Regions from separate parts of the Homo sapiens genome. Here region 1 is linked to region 2. The links are chromatin contacts, found by Hi-C or POLR2A ChIA-PET in ENCODE. All regions are on one chromosome and are shown on one strand. The core of a region is the stretch at or near the end of the contact, and the rest is flanking DNA. Distances in the headings are between cores, read along the strand shown.

Region 1 (5,909 bases), core at 2,513-5,012, 44 kb before region 2:
GGCGCCACGTCTTGTTCCAGCCACTACCCTATCTTTCTCCCTCTCTTCACAGCAACTCCTAAAACAACTTTTCTGTATTTGCAATTCCCAATTTCTCTTCTCCATTTCCCTCAGGAACTTGTGCCCATCAGGCTTGTGTCCCATGGGTCCCCTGAAACGGGTCATTTCAGCCCTCTCCTTAGTTAACCCAGTGGCAGCACTCCAAGCCACTTTCTTCACTTACATTCCAGCCCAGAGCGTTTCTTAGGCAGCTGCATCTCAGTCTCTGTTCCGGAGTGAACGGTGTCGCCTCAGAAAGCTCTGTTAAAGTCCGTCATGCCACTTCCTCGGATGGTGACCTTATTTGGAAATAAGGTCATTGCAGATGGAATCAGTTACAATGAGCGCACGCTGGAGCACATGAGTGTGTCCTTATGGGAAGACAGCCCTGTGCAGACTCAGAGAGAAGACAAAGGGAGCTGGGGTCCCTCTCCTAAGAAGCTTAGCAATTCTCCATGCTGATTCCTATGGATTTGGAGGTGACACTTCCAGTATCACCACCGGGATGGATTTCCTATTTATCTCGCACGGTTCAGCAGGGTTTTGCATGCTTGTCGTTTCGACAAAGAAGACAGAAAGAGCAGAGATGGCCATTCAACCTCAGCCTGATGGGGGAGAGGTAACGCAGATGAGGAGGCAAGCCAGAGTATGAGAGACAAGAGGGAGGGGAGACTTGACGGTGTGTTTCAGTCATGGATCTAGTCCATTCTACAGGTAGCACCAGTCTGGCCCTGCCCAGTTATGTGTCAATTCATGTCCTTTGTTTTTCTTTTTGTAGAGACGAGGTCGGGCTATGTTGCCCGGGTGGGTCTCAAACTCCTGAGCTCAAGTGATTCTCCCGCCTCAGCCTCCCAAAGTGCTGGGATTACAGGCATCAGCTCCTACACCCAGCCATTGCCTGTTTTTTTTTTATTACAGTAATTCATGCTAAGTCTCTGTAACTTGCGCTTGAAAGAGCTCACTGCAACCTCTGCTTCCCGGATTCAAGCAATTCTCCTGCCTCAGCCTCCTGAGTAGCTGGGATTACAGGCATACGCCATCACACCTGGCTAATTTTTGTATTTTTAGTAGAGATGAGGTTTCACCATGTTGGTTAGGCTGGTCTTGAACTCGTGACCTCAAGTGATCTGCTCACTTGGGTTTTAGGAGAAGGGTAAAATATGGACAAGGAGGCCAGTCATAGGATTGTGAGTAAAAGCAGCGCTCCTGGGTAGCTGGGCAGATGGAAGCACACTGCCTGTCCCCTCCCGTCACCTCTGCTGTTTAGGGAGTTCTCCAGGGGTCAAAAGTCAGGGTGCCACAGAAATGTGGGAAGTACACAGAGAGGAAATGTGAGAAAGAAACTGAGATTCAGAAATTTAAAAGAGAAAACTCGTTGAACAGGTAAATTTGCGGAACTGAAATGCATTTCAGGACGTGCATTCCCAAAACAGCTACCTTTTTTTTAATGAAAAAGGGCTCTCTAGAGTGATAGGCACGTATCAATTTGCTGTTTCCAACCCTACCAGGTGACCAGAGGGCTGACAAGGATGGATAATGAATAAAGACAAGGCGTACTCATGTCCTAAATCTGCTGTAAGAAGTCTGCTGTGGGCCAGGCCCAGTGGCTCATGCCTGTAATCCCAGCACTTTGGGAGGCTGAGGCGGGTGGATCACATGAGGTCAAGAGTTCAAGACCAGCCTGGCCAACGTGGTGAAACCTCATCTCTACTAAAAATACAAAAATTATCCAGGTGTGGTTGTGTGTGCCTGTAATCCCAGCTACTCAGGAGGCTGAGGAAGAAGAATTGTTTGAACCCGGGAGGCAGAGGTTGCAGTGAGCCAAGATCGTGCCATTGCACTCCAGCCTGGTGACAGAGCAAACACTCCATCTCAAAAAAAAGAGAGATCTTCTGTGGCTTACAACAATGGGAATTTACTCTCTTACAGTTCTAGGGCCCAGGAGCCCCACATCGAAGTAGTGGTGGGGCTATGTTCCCTCTGCGGGCTCTGGGGCACTCCTTGCCTTGCCTCATCCAGCTTCTAGTGGCAGTTGTGTCACCCCAGTCTCTGCCTCTGACTTCATTCATGTGGCCTTCTTGAGTGTTCTGTCTTCTGCCTATGTCTTCCCATATTTGTATAAGGACACTTGTCACTGGGCTTGGGACTCGCCAGATAATCCAGGATGATCTCATCTCAAGATCTGTAACTTAATTACATTTGCAAAGACCCTTTTTCCAAATAAGGTCACATTCACAGTTCCAAGTGGACATATTTTGTAGGGGTCACCTTTCAACCTACAGCACAAGTACTTGCAGCCAGTGAGGTACATGGCATTTCTGCTCAGGCAGACGACGATTTCTAGCTTTTTTTCTCTTTCTATTTATACATGGTGGTGGAAAAATAAGCATTTAAAGACTGAAATAACTTCTAAATGCCTTCCTCTTCTAATGGGTATTGAAATAAGTGTATCCATTAAGAGACGGTTTTTGGCCCGATGCAGTGGCTCACACCTGTAATCCCAGCATTTTGGGAGGTCGAGGTGAGCAGATTGCTTGAGCCCAGGAGTTCCAGACCAGCCTGGGAAACATGGCAAAACCCTATCTCTACAAAAACTTTTTAAAAGTTAGCTGGGTGTGGTGGCACATACCTGTAGTCCCAGTTACTCAGGAGGCTGAGGCAGCAGAGTCACTTGAGCCCAGGAGGTCAAGGCTGCAGTAAGCCATGATTGTGCCACTGCACTCCAGCCTGGCTGACAGAGTGAGACCTCGTCAAACAGAAAAAAAAAAAAAGAGAGATGGGCTAGGAGCGGTGGCTCATGCCTGTAATCCCAGCGCTTTGGGAAGCCAAGGCAGGTGGATCACCTGAGGTCAGGAATTCAAGACCATTCTTGCCAACATGGTGAAACTCCGCCTCTACTAAAAATACAAAAATTAGCCAGGCGTGGTGGGTGCCTGTAATCCCAGATACTTGGGAGGCTGAGGCAGGAGAATTGCCTGAATCCGGGAGGCAGAGGTTGCAGTGAGCTGAGATCATGCCATCGCACTTCAGCCTGGGTGACAGAACAAGACTGTCTCAAAAACAAAACAAAACAAAACAAAAACATGGTTTTCAATAATTTTCACACAGCCACACATATAAAGCACACCTTGGGAGAGGAGGATCCCTGCTGGTGCGTGTGGACCACTGCAGGCTGCCATGTCGATAAAACAGATCACAGGAGATTGCAAGTTCCCGCCACAGCTCGATACCCCACCCTCTTTCCTATGGCTCAGACACTCCAGCTTTAGGAGCCCTCATGTTTGTTTCTGTTTCTTTAGTTCATGAGGTGCCCCAGCTTCCCCAGTTTCCAAAGCCACGCAGGTGTATGAAAATCTTCCCCCGATCTTCTTGCAGGTTATAGTTAGAATATTACCTCAGCAATCCCCAAGGTGGAAGAAATGAGAAGCAGAAACATTTCATTAGTCTAGAACGCCTACACGAAGACTATGTGCCTGCAGATATGTTGACAAGTTTTGAAGGAACGCCAAAGGGAGTAGAAGATCCGGTCTTGCTTAGAAGAAATTATTTAAGGAGTAGAATTTCTTTGAGACCACGAGTGAGCAGGTTAGGGCAGTGCCAGGAACCCTTAGGGACTCCCATCAACCCCAGCATCAGAACCTTCTTCCTAGGATGCAGAAGCATCAGAACCTTCTTCCTAGGATGCAGACATGAGTGTGAGGAGAAGTTTTCACTCTGCCGTGATCAAAGGCCAGGTGTATTTCAACCCCTGAAGGCATGGTGTTTCACAAGCCCTGACTGGCTCATGTAAGCAAATATAATTAAATCAGTTCTGTCAAAGCCAGCATGTGCTCTGTTTTCTTTGTTGTGATGGGACAGAAATCAAGGGCCAAAGATCCACAGAACTCAGTTAGATTGCTTACGGGCTCTGAAAGCACGAAACGTAAGTGCCGTTTCCCTCCATGTTATCAGGGGAGAGGCACGGGTCAAATTACGGCATATACAAATAGGCCACGTTCGAGGACCTTCATACTTATGTATTTATTTTTTTACGTCAGGTATCAGTCATTCAGCCTTTTTTTTCCTTTTTCCTTCTCACTCTCCCTTTCCTTTTTCTTTCCCCTCCCTCTTTTTTGGTGGCTGTTGTTTGCTTTTTTATATTACAAAAGTAATACAGCACCATCCTTTTTTACATGTAGAAAGTAGAAATAAAACAAAGAAAAGTCATCTGTAAACTTACCACAGAGGGAGACACTCTGAACATTCCTGGGTGTGTTTTTAAGCATACTGTACATGTGCATTTTTAAGCATAAAAAAGAAATTTCTTGAAATACACTTATTTGGATAAATAATTTAGAAGTATTAATAATTTATTTAATATTATTAGTTAATAGTAATGGCTAATTACTTAATGTTAATATTTTATTGATGATTTTATTCTGAAGCTTTTGCTACATACTATAAAATTGCTCTCCAGAAATGTTCTATCCCCTTTCACTCCCACTGGGAATGTAGAATACCTGCTTCCTCGCGTCAGCTCTCATCAACCTTGTTGGATAAATAAGTAGACCCAAAGATCTGGTGGTCTCAGGTTTTGTTACTAAAGGCAAAGCTGCTTATTGTAAACATAGGAGAAAAGAAATCTTTCTGAGTGGTGACTGGAGCTTTCTGGAGTGGAAAGGTATTGTAAATGAAAGAAAGACAGGTGCCACCTCTACTCCAGGGTTATCGAGAGCTTGTCTGAAATACTTTGTAATGAATGATTTAGGTCAATGAGAGGGCGATTCCAGTGAAGGAATTGTAGTATCGAGAAGGCAGGTGCGGGCAAGAGTAAGTGAATGGCCGTTATTGTCTGAGATTAAAGCAGCAAACCCTTCAAATAGAGAACGCATTGTGTGCAAGAGCTGATTAAGAACACGGCTGAAAGTGAACATCAGTGTACATGGGAGGGTTGTTCTAACTATAGAGTTTGTGATTTACTCCATGACATAGACCTTATCTTGAGTGAGTTATGATATTTTCTGGGTCTCAGCCATGAGCCCTCAATGAGCTGACCTTATTGTGGTAAAATAATCAGAGTTCAGGTTAGTCATCACCATCTATCTGGGCATGCCAAGGAAAAATAATAAATGGGCAACTGTGTAATGCTTAGATTTAATCTCATTAGGAGGCCTTCGTGGTAAAATTGTGGGAACTGAATTACAGTGAACTAACTCTGGAACCTATGCTGTAATGTCAGAATCATTCTCTTCTATTCAAAAAGCAATTATGCCTAAAATTAAAACATAACTGTTGTAAACTAGCTTCATGTTTCAAGCGGCAACCAAGCAGTTCTGAACCACGAGATGCTGAGTGAGTAGACACAAGTTGGGACTAAGGTCAAGGGGTCTGCCTCTGAGCCCCTGGGCCACTGAGAGGGCCGTTCAGGATCCCAGTGGGGCAACTAGTCCGTCCATCAAATCCAAGCCCTGCAGACAGGAAAATTAACATGCATCTAAGGCCTTACAAAATCAAACTATGGGAAAGAGGAGATGTTGAAAAAAAAGTTGAAAATGAAACTCACCATTCTAAACATGACGCCTACCCTCAGATGTGAGCCCACCTTGAGTTAGCCATGGCCGGTGGCTCTTCTTCCCTCAGGCCTAAGCCACACCTCTTCAAAACTTCAGTCTGCCTATCCTCCGAGTCTGGGTTTCCTCCAACATCGTCCCTTTCCTTCTTTCTTCCTTCCCTTCTTCCTTCCTTCCCTCCCTCCTTTCTTTCTTCCCTCCCTTTTTCTTTCTTCCTTCCCTTCTCCTTTCTGCCTCCCTCCCTTCTTTCCTCCCCCTCTCTCTCCCTTCTTTCCTTCCTCCCTCCCTCCTTTCTCCCTGCCTTCCCTTCTCCCTTCCTGC
Region 2 (6,211 bases), core at 1,978-4,477:
GGCAACAGGACCAGTAGAGCCTGTAAACTGAAGATAAGCTTCGGGGGGCAGCAGCCACTCAGCCCGCACCTGCCAATTTTTGCCATTCAGGCTGGGGGTGCAGTGACGCAAGATCTTCCGATTTTTCAAGAGAAGTCAGACATCCTGATGTTTATGAGAAATGTCCAAAATTTTTAATTTGGAAATCCATGCAAAAATCAAAACAAAACATGGTACAAACAAACAAACACATCTCTAGTCTGGTAACATATTTTATGAGTTCCCAGGTAGCAAGCTCTGTAGTAAGGGGCAGGTGTTTGATTTTGTTTTGTTTGTTTTTACTTATTTTCTTTTATTTTTTGGAGACGGAGTCTCACTCTGTCGCCCAGGCTGGAGTGCAGTAGTGCGATTTCGGCTCACTGCAACCTCCACCTCCCAGGTTCAAGCAATTTTCCTGCCCCAGCCTCCCGAGTAGCTGGGATTGCAAGCACCCAGCTACTTTTTTTGTATTTTTAGTAGAGATGGAGTTTCACCATGTTGGCCAGGCTGGTCTCAAACTCCTGACCTCAAGTGATCCATCCCCGCTCAGCCTCCCAAAGTGCTGGGATTACAGGTGTGAGCCAGTGCGCCCGGCCTGTTTTCAGTTATTTTGAATGCTATTTGAGTTTCATAGCAAAAGGAAAATTCTCATAAAATGTTGAATTTGAAGATACAAATGTATTTAAGAAAATAACATTGATAGCTTAAAGTGGAGATTTTTATCTAAATGAGAACTATCACTGGAAACTGTGATGACACATAGAGGAAGTATAGAATGTTCTAGTACCTTCTGAGTCAGGCTAGCTGCATGGGCAGGCTAGCACAGTGTCTTGATTGAGGGTTTTTCATGATGCCATATCACAGACCTATGAGAAGATGGGTTTCAAAGGACAAGTCATAGGTAACCTGTAAACAAGTAGTTAAATCCACTTTGGCACTGAAAGTTCCTTGAAGCACAGGTTAAATTTGTTCTGGGTAAATTGCTTCAGATTGAAGAAGCTGACACTTCCCACTTCCTTCCTGTTTCTGTTTCCACTTTCTGTGTCCTAACTTTCTTCCTCCAGATCAGTTAGTTCTTTCCTCCTCCTGGACTGGTTTCATCATATCTATCATACAGACAATTCTTCTTGATTAATTAAGATAATCGTTTTGGTTTGGTTCTGAAATGCATTATCCCACCTTCTTAGTTATTTACAATATTTTCCTTAGGCTAATGTTAAAATTGGTCTGAGGAAACTATGCCACCCCGTTCTCCCACCCAGCCATGCCTTTCTCCTGCTACAGAAACTCCCATGCACAGAGACAAGGACAGCCACTATCTGGAAGTGCCGGGAGCCATGTTGGGATTTATGACAGGTGCTACACCTATTCTGGGGGCTGACGATGGAATGCACTTCTGGTCTGCTCTGCCTTAATTTGTTTTTCTAGACGTGTTCAACAGCTGGACAAGATCCCTATGATCAATTAGGTGCTGTGCCCTTGAAACAAACACTCACACAAACAGCTGGAGAATCCCTGCAGTCTCACACTCCCCATGGCAGTCCCTAAGAAGCTCGGCTTTCCCATGACCAGACATCTAGAAACAGAATGAGTGAGGCAGGGGAGGCGTACGGTATAAGAAGTGGAAGGAAGATTCTAAATGTAAAGAAAAGAGAGACCCCAAGGTCAGGCACTGTATTTGGTCCTGGAGATACAAAGATCCATATAGTGAGATATCTTACTAAGATCATAAAATAAATAAGATGTGGGATCTTAGAGTCTAGGAAATGGAACAGACAAGTAACTCAATAACTACCAATTTAGTATAATAATAGTAATAGAATGTACAGGCCTCAGAGGATGTGCAGAGAAGCAAGAGTGAGAAACCCTATCTGAGGGCATAAGGACAGGTTTTGTTGTTGTTGTTGTTGTTGGGTTTTTTTTTTTTGAGACGGAGTCTCGCTCTGTCGCCAGGCTGGAGTGCAGTGGCGCCATCTCGGCTCACTGCAACCTCTGCCTCCCGAGTTCAAGTGAATCTCCTGCCTCAGCCTTCCCAGTAGCTGGGACAAGGACAGGTTTTAAAGAGAATTTAGCCACAGAGTTTTGAGAGAAGAGTCGACTAGAAAGATTCAGCGGGGCAGGATGCTCTGGGCGCGATGGAGATGGGCATATACAACCTAATAAAGAAGACAGGAACGACCGCCTCCTGCCCTCTAATAAAGACATGCGGCCTGTTTCCAGCCATAACATATAGGTGTGTCTGCTTAGTGGACACTGAAATGAAGAGCAGGCTCAGAGCCAAGCATGTTAGACTGGGGCGTTCAGGAAAGAGCAGAGAAGTTTGCTGCTCAGTAAAGAGGGGAGAGGGGGACCCCAGGCCGCTGTGAAGGCTCTGGAGGAGGCAGAACTTGCAGGCGCCCTTGGGTTCTCCGAGGGGGCTTGGCAGCCACGGGGACCAGAGAGGCGTGAGACATGAGGGTAGTTAGGGTAATTAGGGCAGGGCCCCCTGAAGGAGAGCCTTCCAGCCCAGGCTGCCTCGGGAGGATGCACTTTACCATCCGAACCAAGTGGGGAAGAGGAAGAGAGGCGATCAGTCGCTGCAACAAACCAAGTGCTTCAGGTGGGAGGATTACTTGAGGCCAGGAGTTTGAGACCAGCCTGGCCAACATAGCGAGACCCTGTCTCTCTTTTTTTCAAAAAGGCAAAATTTAAATTAAAAAAAAAGAAAGAAAGAAAGAAAAAGAGGAAGTGCTGGCCGGCACAGCAGAAACCTTGGGGCAACAGTGACCACGTGGGCAGAGGCTGCGAGTGTCAGCAAAAGAGGACAGGCCGAGAACTGCTGGTTTGCAGACCCCTAACTGGCCCCCGCTGGCCCCCGCAGCTGACTCAGCGCACCCTAAACTCGGAGGAAGTGCCAGACGGCCAGGTCCTGGGCAGCCCGGGCGCTCGCTCCGCTCCAGGTCTCCCGAGCAGGGGTGCAGGCCCGAGCACCCGCACGTGGCGTGCGCCCCTAGCTCCTCCCGGGGCGGCAGCTCACCAGCCCCCGCCTTAGTGGCTGGCTTCCACCCAGCCAAAGCCAGGAAATGTCTGTCCTTAAGCCTCGATTTGTTAATTATTTAAGCACTCTGTGTGTGTGTGAGAGAGAGAGCGTGTGTGTTTAATTTCCTTTATTTAAAAAGCACGCCGAGCCCACTGGGACCGCGGTGCTGAAGAGGCCGCCGGGCCCGGGAGAGACTGCATTCTGAGAACCAGCCCGCAAGCCCCGAAGTCGGAGATCGCAAGGTCCTAGCGGCAACAGAGCCTCCTAGCGATGGCAGCGAGCCTCGCCCCGCCTGCGGTGAACCCGCCCCCGCTCACCCCGCCACAGGTCCGGCGTCTCCCGGGTCCGCCGCGGCCGCGGGCAGAGCTAGGAGGGCTTCTCAGCCCGCGGGGCAACCCTGCTGCGGCTCCATCCAGAACCTCCCGCTGCCAGGCGCCGGGACCGGGGACGCTGGCCCCCGGATTCAAACCTATCATGGTGCATGATAACACATAACATAACATAACATAACATAACATAACATAACATAACATAACATAACATAACATAACATAACATCACAACACCACATCACAACACAACACAACACAACACAACACAACACAACACAACACAACATAACACTGAGCGTTTAGATTCAGCATGTACTCTGGGCCAGGCTCAGCTCTAAGCTGGTGCGGATCACCACGATGACCTCTAGAGTCTCCTCTGAGGTGGGTTCTACTGTTAGCCCATCTAACAGATGAGGAAATGCAGATAGAAGTGGTGGAGGAAGTGGCCCAAGCTCAGGCGGTGGCTAAGTGACTCCAGGGCAAGCCCCTCGCCCCCTGTGCTGGAGGAAGCCCGCGCCCAGGCTCTGTCGCTGAGCAGGGCACGCCTTCCACGCAGCACCCAAATGCATCGAACACTGTGCACGCGCACGAGAATAAGAAACCGTGACAAAAATACGGGTGCATCAATGTAGAGTAATGAGAAGGCAAAGCTGTTTGTAAGCACGATACAAAACCCAGAAAACATCAGGGGAAAAAATGGAAAAGCCCGACCAAATACAAAATTTTAAACCTAGGTTGGCTATAAAATAATATACCACTGAAGAACTGGGGCCCGGCATGGTGGCTCGGGCCTGTAATCCTAGCACTTTGAGAGGCCACAGCGGCCTCCCAAAGGATCGCCTGAGGCCAGGAATTCAAGACCAGCCCGGACAACACAGTGCGATCCCGTCTCTATTTATTTAAAAAAAATAAAAGAGGAAGTACTCGCGGTACAGCACAGAGGATTGCTTGAGCCCAGGAATTGGAGACCAGTTTGGGTAACATAGCAAGTCCTCGTCTCTACTAAACAACAACAACAAAAATTACTCAGGCACGATGGTGCACATCTGTATTCCCAGCTACTCTGGAGACAGGAGGATGGCCTGAGCCCAGGAGACAGAGGCTGCAGTGAGCCGAGATCGTGCAACTGCATTCCAGCCTGGGCAACAGACTGAGACTCCGTCTCCAAAAAAACAAAACCAAACCAAAACTGAAGAACTGGGAAAATATTCATGATACTTATTAGGAATGAATGGCTAAGTTTACTAATATCCCCAAAACTCTTAATGACAAAAGATGTAAACACACATTTCAGAGAAGGAACTAAAAATGGAGGATAAGCAAATTGAAAAGGTGCTCAATTTCCTTCCTTCCTTCCTTCCTTCCTTCCTTCCTTCCTTCCTTCCTTCCTTCCAGACGGATTCTCACTCTTTTGCCCAATGGCACAATCTTGGCTCACTGCAACCTCCACCTCCCAGGTTCAAGCGATTCTCGTGCCTCAACCTCCCAAGCAGCTGAGATTACAGGCATGTGCCACCACTCTAGGCAAATGTGTGTATTTTTAGTAGAGATGCGATTTCCTCATGTTGGCCAGGCTGGTCTCGAACTCCTGGCCTCAAGTGATCCACCCACCTTGGCCTCGCAAAGTGCTGGGATTACAGGCGTGAGCCACCGTGACCGGCCAGGAGGGCGTTTTTCACCTGTAACGTTTGCAACTGTGAGTTCACATCAATTGCCCCATTTTCAGTTCTGCACCGGAGACTTCAATCTAGTTTTCTTGTTTTCCATAATTATAACTGTTCTCTCTAGTAGTGAGAAACTCGGCTCCCGTCACTCTCAATATATTTAGTTACGGAGTCCTCCCCCTCCATGTATCCAGTCTCCCATTCCCTCTGCCCCACTATCCTACTGCTTGGACTTGGGTACCCTTCTCTGGCTGCTGCCTCCACTGCCCCTACACAGATGCCCCCTCTAACCATGTAGATTCTGCCACCCTACTGTGTCCTCTCTACCCCGCCCCCACATGTACACCTACCTCGACGTTGTTGGCTGTACATTCCCTGTGGGTCTTCCCTTCCATGCAGGTGACCTCCCTGCTTGGCCCCTCCGTTAATTCAGACATTAAAGATAAATGCGGCCGGGCGCAGTAGCTCAAGCCTGTAATCCCAGCACTTTGGGAGGCCGAGGTGGGCTGATCATGAGGTCAGGAGTTCAAGACCAGCCTGGTCAACATAATGAAACCCCGTCTCTACTAAAAATACAAAAATTAGCCAGGCACGGTGGCAGGCACCTGTAGTCCCAGCTACTTGGGATGCTGAGGCAGGAAAATCGCTTGAACCCGGGAGGCAGAGGTCACAGTGAGGTGAGATCATGCCACTGCACTCCAGCCTGGGCAACAGGGTGAGATCCTGTCTCAAAAAATAAAATAAAATAAATAAAATAAAGATAAATCCACTTGTGTGGAATGATTGGCTCAAAGGCCATACCTCTTTGAATACACATTGCCAAATTGCCTTCCTAAGTGTTTGTGCCAATTGATCCTGCACTGAGAATCGCATCTGAGTGCCTGTTTAACGACACCTTTGCTGGCATTGGATATTATCTATATTTTTCCAGTCCCTTTTTCTTTTGGTTTCTTTCATAAGGGCTGTGCCCAGGACAGAACGAATTCCAGAGCTCTTTATGGAGCCATCTCATCCAGCCGCCTGACTCACCTACGTTCATACCTCAGCCATCTGATTCGTTTTGATCACCAGTTTTGATCTGATTAACTGGTGAGCTGCAGAGTACTAAGCCATTGGTATAGTTACCACATTTCTTTAATGAGCTCATGCTCCCCCCATTCAAAAAGTAGTGACTGAGC

What was found. A loop is a pair of places that touch in the nucleus more often than their neighbours do. ChIA-PET counts read pairs that join two places held with the same protein, here RNA polymerase II (POLR2A). Pooled maps may share reads with other maps.
Region 1: a loop to region 2 is called in a map of endothelial cell of umbilical vein, with 3 times the contacts of the local background. The contact joins two enhancer-like sites. A Hi-C loop is called at or near these places in 6 of 168 maps with a recorded cell type or tissue (Caco-2, Calu3, HepG2 and 3 more) and 13 of 50 pooled maps. POLR2A ChIA-PET finds 5 or more read pairs at or near these places in 5 of 52 experiments (AG04450, HEK293T, Panc1 and 2 more).

What each region holds. Positions count from the first base shown.
Region 1 is chr4:183,350,554-183,356,462 of GRCh38, forward strand. No RefSeq gene overlaps it. Among named protein-coding and RNA genes, the nearest start is that of CLDN24, 31 kb to the left of the region's middle. Within about 2 kb of position 3,763, at least 2 of the 41 ENCODE cell types and tissues checked have a DNase peak (open chromatin) inside an H3K27ac peak, as active enhancers do.
Region 2 is chr4:183,395,549-183,401,759 of GRCh38, forward strand. No RefSeq gene overlaps it. Among named protein-coding and RNA genes, the nearest start is that of CDKN2AIP, 46 kb to the right of the region's middle. RefSeq lists an enhancer at 2,405-3,196. Within about 2 kb of position 3,228, at least 24 of the 41 ENCODE cell types and tissues checked have a DNase peak (open chromatin) inside an H3K27ac peak, as active enhancers do.